2 separate regions of the Mus musculus genome follow, and region 1 is linked to region 2. The links are chromatin contacts, found by Hi-C or POLR2A ChIA-PET in ENCODE. All regions are on one chromosome and are shown on one strand. Each heading gives the region's core, a stretch centred on a gene start or an enhancer-like site at or near the end of the contact. The rest is flanking DNA. Distances are from core to core; before and after follow the strand shown.

What was found. Hi-C counts contacts between places; a loop is a spot of excess contacts on that map. ChIA-PET counts read pairs that join two places held with the same protein, here RNA polymerase II (POLR2A).
Region 1: a map of T-helper 17 cell shows a loop between it and region 2 (2.8-fold over the local background). The contact joins the promoter of Erp27 here to the promoter of Smco3 in region 2. A Hi-C loop is called at or near these places in 3 of 37 maps with a recorded cell type or tissue (T-helper 1 cell, T-helper 17 cell and regulatory T cell). POLR2A ChIA-PET finds 5 or more read pairs at or near these places in 2 of 5 experiments (both embryonic stem cell).

The regions. Positions count from the first base shown.
Region 1 is chr6:136,919,720-136,924,247 of GRCm38, forward strand. Erp27 (endoplasmic reticulum protein 27) reads right to left here and starts at 2,461. Exons shown (of 7, transcript NM_026983.2): 1 at 2,310-2,461; 2 at 2,010-2,110; 3 at 151-288. The coding sequence starts at 2,403. Arhgdib (Rho, GDP dissociation inhibitor (GDI) beta) reads right to left here. Exons shown (of 6, transcript NM_007486.5): 6 at 3,941-4,528. The coding sequence ends at 4,408.
Region 2 is chr6:136,832,565-136,837,440 of GRCm38, forward strand. Smco3 (single-pass membrane protein with coiled-coil domains 3) reads right to left here and starts at 2,886. Exons shown (of 2, transcript NM_001039558.2): 1 at 2,793-2,886. The region is part of intron 2 of BC049715 (cDNA sequence BC049715); the gene reads left to right.

The sequences.
Region 1 (4,528 bases), core at 1,211-3,710, 87 kb after region 2:
CCCCACCTGCTTTGCCAGCCTGAACTGAGTCACTCTCCTGGTCAACAATGTCCCTGAACTTGGCACCAACGTTAGTGTCAAAGACAAAGAGTTCTTTCCCATCTCACAAGGGAAAACTAGAGGAAGGCTGGAGCTGCCAGCCCGTCTTACCAGTCGAAAGAGGCAGATGCTGTTGCTGGTGACATTGTAATGGGTCAGGACCTCAGAATGGTTGCTGATTCCAAACGATACATCTTGGAACTGTCGTGCCATGCTCCGGAACACAGACACGATCGGTATTTCTAAATCCTAAAGACAAAACAAAGCAAACAAGTGAAGAGACATAGAAGGAAGAAAGATATGCTCATGCCAGACGTTATCCTTACACATGCAGGCTATACTTGCAGTGTCATTTTTGAGTGTCCCAGGCTCTGTGAGAATATTGGTTATTATCAAAATTGTGTGGGCTAGTCGTACAGCCTGAATTCTACCTGTAGCTGAGGGATGCCTTGGTGTCCAGAGGTCTGTGAAGATGGACGATATAGCCATTCAAGCACCCAGAGAAGCAAATGTTTTGGGAACAATTTGTGGAGGAACAGGAAGATGTAACATAAAGGAGCAGGGGCTTAGCATGGTCCTCAGGAGATGTGCAGGAGCTGAGGTCATGTCCCCCCCTTCCAGGGATCCTTTCAGGCTTGCGCATGAGGGTACTTAATGGCCTGTGCACCTGTTGTACCCCAGGCCCGCAGTTAGGAAGCTGGGAGTCCAGTCATTAGTGATGGCCTCTCTCCTCCCACGGACACTACCACTGTAGTCCTTGCTGTGTCAGGACGGCTGTCCACAGAAGCTCCAGGAAGTACACAAGAGTAAACCTACATCTCACTGAGCTAAAGGCCATGTGAAAGGAGAAGGGACGGTTGCTACTCTCGAGTCTGGGATCACAAGACAGAACTGGAGACTCGCTCTTTTGAAAGGAAGAGGGCATTCACTTAGAAGCTGTGGACATTTGTTGGAGGGCTCCCTGGTTTGTAATCTGGGCTTTGGAATTGAATTGCTCAAGGACCCGATGGCTCCATCTGGTGGTCTCTTGTGTTACTACACCCTTCTCATTCTTTGCTCTTTCCTTTCTGAAACTCAGTCCCTTAGCACCAAAACCGGACTCCTGCTGGCACCCCATCTCAGCCATTTCCAGCTGTGTACACGGAATGGACAGGGTGACTGTGGGTTGGAATCAAGGGATGGAAGTAGACAAGAATGTCTGAAGAACGGCTGGATTAGCTGTGAGGATTGCCATCTGCTATTAGCAGAGCGAGAGGGAAAGGCTGGGATGAGACCCTCTTGTGTGTGACTGTCTACGTGTTAGCCTACAGCCAATGAGGAAGCTGTCAGTTATCCTGTCACCTTCTTCAGTATTCGGAGAAGGCGAGAAAGACGAGTGAAGGCCTCCCTATTTTTTTTTTTTTTTTAGCACATCCTGTGAAAAGTGTTTCCAGGTTTTATTGGTTTGGCCTGAGTGTGTGGCATAGTCCTTTTAGACCACTACTCAGGAGGCTGAGGCAGGAGGATTGTCCATGTGAGAGAAGCACAGGCTACACTGCAAGTTCTAGGCTGGCCTTAGTTTTGAGACCCTATCTTGAATAATAAATTAATGAATAAACGAATAAAATTTAAAAGTGCCTCTACTTTCCCTTCCGCCTGTGAGCAGGGTTCTATGGGTCCAGACTCAGGGAGTTTAGGGCATTTAGGACAACGATGAGATTTGACTGACTCCCTGCTGACACCTGCTTTCTTTCAAAGTGTCCACAGGTAAGGAGATTCAGCCATGAGACTCAGAGACCCTGAAGCAAGCGAGTGAAAGACCTCATGCGGAGGGCAGACAGCTTTGAAACAAAAGAACCTTGGATGATAATCTGAAAGCAGAGTGTGTGCCCTCTCACTCCCAAATGTCACTAGCCCAACAGGCCCCTGGATTGACTACCTTAAAGCCAAGATGCCCGATTATGGGTATGCAGGTGGGGTGTATCACAAACCTGGAAGAAGCCTATGACTGCCACTTCAGCAGCAGCGATGAGTTCCACGGTGGCTGGGACGTCTGTGAGCCATATGGGTTCCTGGGTAGTGCTGAGACCATCTGCAGTGAGAGGAGAGGAAGTGTGGGCAATATGCATCTTAACCCAGAAGCGTCTGGAAAATTTCTAGTTTGGAATGAAAGCACGCATGGTATTTTCTCGAGTCCCTGTCCCTGTCTTTTCCTCATGGCAGCTTCACTGTGGCCACACCACTGCCCCACCCCCACCCCTTTTTTCTTTTTCTATTTTTCTTTCTTTTACCCGTGGCTTCTTCCACATCTGCTGTAACCTCTGGAACCAGCCCACACACGAGGACAAACGAGAGGATTAGGCATCTAGACCTGGTGATTTTCATTGTTGCTCTCTGGTGCCCACTGTAGATGTTGAGAGTGGGTGCCAATCCAGGACAGGCTGGTGAACTGAAGTGGTTGTGTGTTATAAGAGCTCTGGGAACCTTGCAGCTGACTCCAGGGGGGAACTTTCACCTTCTGTGATAAGTGGCTCACAGTGGAAGAGCTCTGGAACATATCCAGCCAGAAGGAAGTCGGGTCCGTTCATTTAAATAATAAAAAAAAATATGTAGGTACTCTATGCGGCTTATTGATTTAAGCAGTCTATAAATATGGCTGTGAGCTGACCCAGTGCCTCTCAGCTTACGTTTGTTTTTGTTTGTTTGTTTGATTGGTTGGTTTTGGTTTTTTGAGACAGGGTTTCTCTGTGTAGCCCTGGCTGTCCTGGAATTCACTCTGTAGACCAGGCTGTCCTCAAACTCAGAAATCTGCCTGCCTCTGTCTCCCAAGTGCTGGGATTAAAGGCGTGCGCCACCACTGCCCAGCTCAGCTTACATTCTTGATGGGAGAGGTGAACACAAAAATCCATGATTTAAACATGTATCAGAGAGTGGTAAAACACAGAAAAATTCATAGGCTGCTGTGAGAGACACGGGGAACTCTTAGGGCCATGTGGGATTTGATGGAGGATGTCTGCCTCGAAGTCGCTACAGACAGAGGCCTGGGCGAATAGGCTCTGGGCATCAAAATGTGGAACGGACTTGTGTTGCTTTTCCCTGCTGTGAGAAAATATTTTAAGTGACCAGAGCAACCTAAAGAAGGTGGGGTTTATTTTGGTTCCCAGTTTGAGGGTGCAGTCAATCACAGCAAGGAAGGCACCCGGCAGGGAGGAAGGCACCCTGCAGGAGATCGAGACGGCTGGTCACACTATACCCACAGTTAGGAATGATGATGAGGGATGGTGGTGTTCAGCCTGCTTTCTCCATTGTAATATGTCCCGGCACGGAAGGACACCACCCATAGGTAGGGTGAGTCTTCCCACCTCCATGAACCTAATTTAGAAACTCCCTCACAAGCAGGCCTCGGGGGCTCTTCTCCTAGGTGGCTCTAGAGTCTGTCAAGCTGATGATCACTATTAACCAATCACAAGGGATTTAACGGGGAAGAGCCAAAAATCTAGAGGTGAAAACAGAATGTGAAAGAACTTTAGTCACTGAGAATCATGGGAAGGAAGAGAGTGATCCGTGTGGAGACCATCTTGCGATAGGCCTTTATGTGACGTAATACAATGAAGTAGCGTTGACGCTTCCACTTCTTCATCAGTAGATGTTGGGAGCCCACGAAGCAGGAGACAGCCTGATTTGACCCACGAGTCAAGGCTAAGAAGAGGTTTCTACAGGCAGTGGGGTGTTCATCTCAATCTTAGATGAGGCCATTCTAAGAAAATATTACACAATCAATGAGATTTAGAATGTTCATCCTCTGTATTATTAACATTCACTGACCATTATATTGTGACAACCCGTTGGCAAAGACATACATATCCCCTGTACCATGGCTCTCATCCATACGCCCATGCATAAGACAACTCACAATGTGGGCTTTCTGGTACCATATTTATTTAAGGGCAAAGGAAAGCAAATGAGGTTCTCAGTCACACACACAACGATTTTATTCTTTTCCTTTGGTGTTGTTTACAGTGTCTCCCACAAAAGGAGAGCTCCCCTTGGCAGAGAAGACAACGGGGTTCATCGAACCGGAAGAACCCAGTGGCAAGAATAAACTTCTGAACAGAAGGCCAAGGAGGCGTCAGCCGGAGCTTGCCCATTTCTTGACCTTCAGGACTCAAGGTGGGAGAAGCCAGGGTTTTAAGTCTCATTTGCAGGGAACACTCTGAGAGATGGGGTAAGATAAAACATATTGGTGATGAAATGTGTGTGTGTGTGTGTGTGACAGAGAAAGGGCCTAGCTAGGAACAGGGAGGGAGGAGGGAGTTTGTGATGATCAACATGGTCGGGAGAACTCTTCTGGTGGGTGAGGAAGGTGACAGGAGGGACGGACAGACGCACTCATTCTGTCCAATCCTTCTTAATGGCCAGGTTCCATTCCCAGGTGAGGTGGTCCTGTTTGTCGTCATCCGTGAAGAAGGACTTGTTGTGGTAAGTGCCTCGGGCCAGCATGCCCTTGGGA
Region 2 (4,876 bases), core at 1,636-4,135:
GCATATGCCTTTGATCCTGGCACTATGGAGGAAGAGGCACCCAGATCTCTGTGAGTTCAAGGCCAGCCTGTAGTTCATAGCAAGTTCCAGGCTAGCCAAGGCAACACAATGAGAGCCTGCTTCAAAACCAAAACGTCCTCAGAATAACAATATATATTCAAGACTGTAGACAGAAATGTCAGCTGTGGAGACAGTGGACACCATAGGCGTGTAGGGCAGCTCTGATCATGTCTGGGACTCTTAACACATTAAAGGAGGAATATAGAAGAAGGGAAAGGGTGATTACTCTAAAAGTTAGGGATAGTTTCACGGTACTGTGTAGGGGATTTAGGTTTTCTGGAAGGGGTACTGATTGTCAGCTATCTATAACTATTATTATTATTATTATTATTATTATTATTATTATTATCATCATTATTGCTGCTGTTGTTGACCTGGACGGCACAGAACTCTTGTTGTAAGCCAGGCTGGCCTTAAACTCATAGAAATCTTCTCGTCTCTGCATCTCAGTGCTAGGATTAAAGGTTTGTGCTCTCCTACCTGGTCTTGTTTATCCTCTTTAAATTGTTTATTTAAATTAAAATTTACAATTTTCATTCCAAGTCATGTGCCTCAGTTGGATCTCTCATTCGTATATATCATTATGCTTTGTTCTTCCCTGTCACATTTTTTTCTGTTTTTTTTTTTTTTTTTTTTTTTTTTTTTTTTTTTTGAGACAGTCTCTCTGTGTAGCCCTGGCTGTCCTGGAATTCACTCTGTTGACCAGGCTGGCCTCGAACTTAGAAATCTGCCTGTCATTGCCTCCCAAGTGCTGGGATTAAAGGCATCTGCCACCACTGCCTGGCTGTCATTTTTCAAATACAACTTTTCAGGGGACTTCAGAGAACACAGTGCACCCTCTGCCCAGAGCTACAGGAACTTAAAGAGAGAAACTAGGATTGAGGGGACTGCAGGAAACTTCTAGAACGTGACAGGTGATTTGTGTGTTGGCCGATGCTCACATTATAATGTTAAGACATTAAAAATAGCACCTGATAAAATATCTTACATGTAACAGCATTACCATGATCTATAAACCTTTAAACAGAGGAAGAAAGACATCTGTAGTCCCACTGTCTTGAGTGTTTTTATATCTAAAATTTATCTATGTGCAAGAAAATCTTTACAACGTTGTAATAACAATAAAATTGTAGCAATAATGAGATTCTTCTTATATTAAGTCATTGACTTTCCTATACTTCTAATTTTATAAGCAGTATATTAGGTACACAAACCAGTCTAAATATCATAATTCAATATACCTCAAATTGTGTTGTATTTGTAATGTTTATATGCATAGCTTGTTTTCCTTTCCATCATCTTCATTCTTTCCTGGGAAGAAATAGGTCGAAAGGCAATAGAATAGGAGCTGTGTGACATGGACGTAAAGCCCAGCTGTGGGGGTCAGGTCTCTCAGTCCACCCTGTGACTTCTGGAAGCAAACTCAGGTTGTCAGGCTTGGCCCACACGTTTACCCCCTGAGCCATCTTGTTGACTACATATTTTATCGTCTTGACAAATATTCAAATTGCATTTCAAAAAGCTTTTCTGCTGACACCCACAGTAAATTTTTATGCCATGCTGCTGGTGTCTGTCTGCTATGGTCTTGCTGAACTTGGGGAACATAGGATGCATTTCAAAAAGAGTTGTTTTTCTAAGAATACAACTGAAGACATTTAAGATGAATTGATTAGGCTGTTGCTATTTGTATCTCAGTAAAGTGGAAGACATAGTAGATCTGAGTGACAGAATGATAGGATGAGCCTTGTTCTGATCATTTCTAAAGCTGGGCTGAAGCACGGTCCATGTAAGCCCAGTATGCCAGGGCTTCCGTGGAAGTATCGACTGAGGCTTTCACATAGTAAGTAGGTGTTACCTTACGTACATGCACACACACACACACACACACACACACACACACACACACACACACACACACACACACACACACAGGACAGTGAGCTGAGGTGTTCTCTCAGCTCATGCACTGCTGTCTCCCTCCTCGGTGTGCACTTGTGAGTGAACACAGAATACAGGCAAGGCCAGACACTTTGCAGAGGAAAGAGCAGCTGCTCTCTAGCCCGAGCTTCACTTAGTTCAATCAAAGACATGCTGCTCAGTGTTTAGTGAATCCTGATGCAATGGTCCTTTTTCTGATACAAATTCCTCTAAATTTCCTCTAATATTTTGAGCAGAATGACTTCATAATTCTGAGCAGAATGAAGCCTGTCACAGTTACCCATCAGCATTTATCACAGGATTCTGTTGTGCACTTGAGACATTTCTCAGAAAAACATTGTGTTTCCCCCCACAAAGGCTGCTTAGAGGCACAGACTGTGTCAAAGTATGAGTAACTTCATCGTGTACAGGCAAGTGCTGTTCATTGGCTCAAGTAAGAGCCATCTTTATTCATTCATGACAATTTATGTGTGTCCCTCATGACACTGAAGATACAGAGCATCTTCCAGACACGCATTGCACTTTCCCACATGTAGCATGGCTCCATCTCCAGCCTTCCTAACATTCATGTGTTCATTGCCTCTCTCCCTCAGTGACTTAGTTTTACAGCTCTCAATAGAGTTCTTCCTTCCCTGCTGCCTTCAAGGAGGGAATCTCCAAAGCATGCCCTGAGAGCCCCTCGGACAAAGCTGACACGGTCTATGGCCACTCACAACTGGCATTATCCCAAAGCCTGTAATTAAGGCTTGTTCTTCAGAGTATTCTAGTGCTCACTGAGTCTCCACATCACTTACCTTTCTGGGTTTCCCAAGTGTGTGTGCTCTCCGTGTCTCAGCAGTGTTGTCGAAGGGTTATCCCGTGGGCTCATCTGGAAGCTTCTGGTGGAATGTGATGAGCCAGGAGATTTTCTGCTCTCTGCTGGGTCCCACTGCCCATCTGGTTCACAGCCATTTCTGCCTGGCTCAGTTTTCACAATACTTCTGTTTCCTATAATCATATGTTTCTGTTGCTATAATCATAAGCAATATTAACTTAGTCATTATAAAACTCTCCAAAATGGTTTTGTATTTTCTTTTCTTTAGCTGAACAAATCCGGCTCAGTATCATTGATGACTCTTCAGTTGGGGACAGTTCCTTCTGGCTCAGTGTCAGTGATGACTTCAGCTGGGGACAGTTCCTTCTGCTCCTTCTGCATTGTGGCCTCTATCTGCTGCTGGTTTTGTTCAGTTCTCAGGAAATACAAAACCCATATGGCCAAAATGTAAGCAGCAGCTCCCCTCCCAGGCTAGGTGTGCTGCTCCTTATCACTGCATCATCTTAACAGGGGAACCAGTCCGGAGGACGCTGTGCCTGATGTCCGTTCCCTCCCTCCTCTCCCTCCCCACCCCATGCACTTCTCCTTGTTCTTTCTGGAAATCATGCTTCTTTCTCTTTAGCTGTAATTGTTTTACACACACACACTCCTACATATATAAATATAGCCTGTTCATTTCATAGTTTTGCTTGTATAGATATGGTTTCTGAGCCATAGTGGGGATTGGATATCCCATAGGCTGTTCATCAGCCTCGCCTCCCTGGGAAGTCTCTCTCCCCATCTCAGCTCTCAGCATTCCTTTGTTGTCTGGCTATTCCTAAAGCCTCTGAGACTTCCCTCTTCTATGTAAATGATGCATGTCTAAAAATATATTTGTGCAATTATATGTGTATTTATTTATGTGTGAGCCTAAGTGTAGGTGAATACCACATGTACGGAAGCCTGCAGAGGTCAGAACAGGGCACTGGATCCCCTGCTAATGGGGGTACAGACAATTGTGAACTGCTGTGTGGGTGCTTGTAACTGAAACAAGGCCATCCAGAAGAGCATTCAGGGATCTGAACCCCTGAGCAATCTCTCCAGCCCGGCATGTCTATTGATGCTGTATTTGTAAGTTACAACTGAAGATGGGTATTTATCCTTATACTCCTTTAGATCTCAGGCTCAAGGAAAAGTCTTAGTACCCAAGGGACTACTGTAGTAGAAAGTATTGCCCATCTCTGGGATGCTTTGAGGACACTAGGGTGTGACAAAGCAGAAGAAATCACTGCAGAGATAAGAATGTATGGAACCGGTTTGTGCAGAAGGTCTGAGAGGGAGTGACATCCCACCCCCACAGAGGCAGGTTGTCCTTGTTCCTTAGCAAGGTCTCTGGCATTTAGACCCTGGACAGTATTCAGCTTGAACCCTGTCCCAGGCTTTTTGGTATCTGGACTCCACACTCCAAATCCCCATTCACAGAAGGGATGGGCTTTGTAGGGCAGGTGAGATAAACATTCAGGCATTGGGAGCCCGTGTGTCACAAAGTCAGCTGTCTCAATGTGTCCATGACCATAGCCCCAGTATAAGGGGGTTGTCTTTGGAGAGATTGCACTGGGTGTGAGGACAGGACAGGACAGGACAGGCAATAGCTGCTGTTGCTGCTGTGGCAGTCCCTGTGTCCAAGTCAGGTCTGCCTGCTCTTTCCAGTGCCCAGTGGGACGTCAGGGATGACACGAGGAAGGAAAGGGAGGAGGATGAGTGAACAGATAGATGTCTGTGCAGGGAAGGATGGACTACAATGGTCCTAGAGGAGCCAGAGGCTGCAAGAAGTGGAGATCGGAGGCAGCTCCCTAGGTGGCATTATCCTTATGAGCACCACCATGGCCATGCCATGTGAGTACCACCATCTTGGTTGCCTACATGGTTGTCCTCAGTGTGTAGTGGTCAGGGAGCCACATGTTTGTGAGCGTTCTTATCACTGAGGAATGAGCTCGAATCAGGAATACAGATTTATTCATCAGGCTTGTCACAGGGTTGGTCTAACAACTATAATTTGGCTCAGGCCTTCCAGTGAAATGCAGC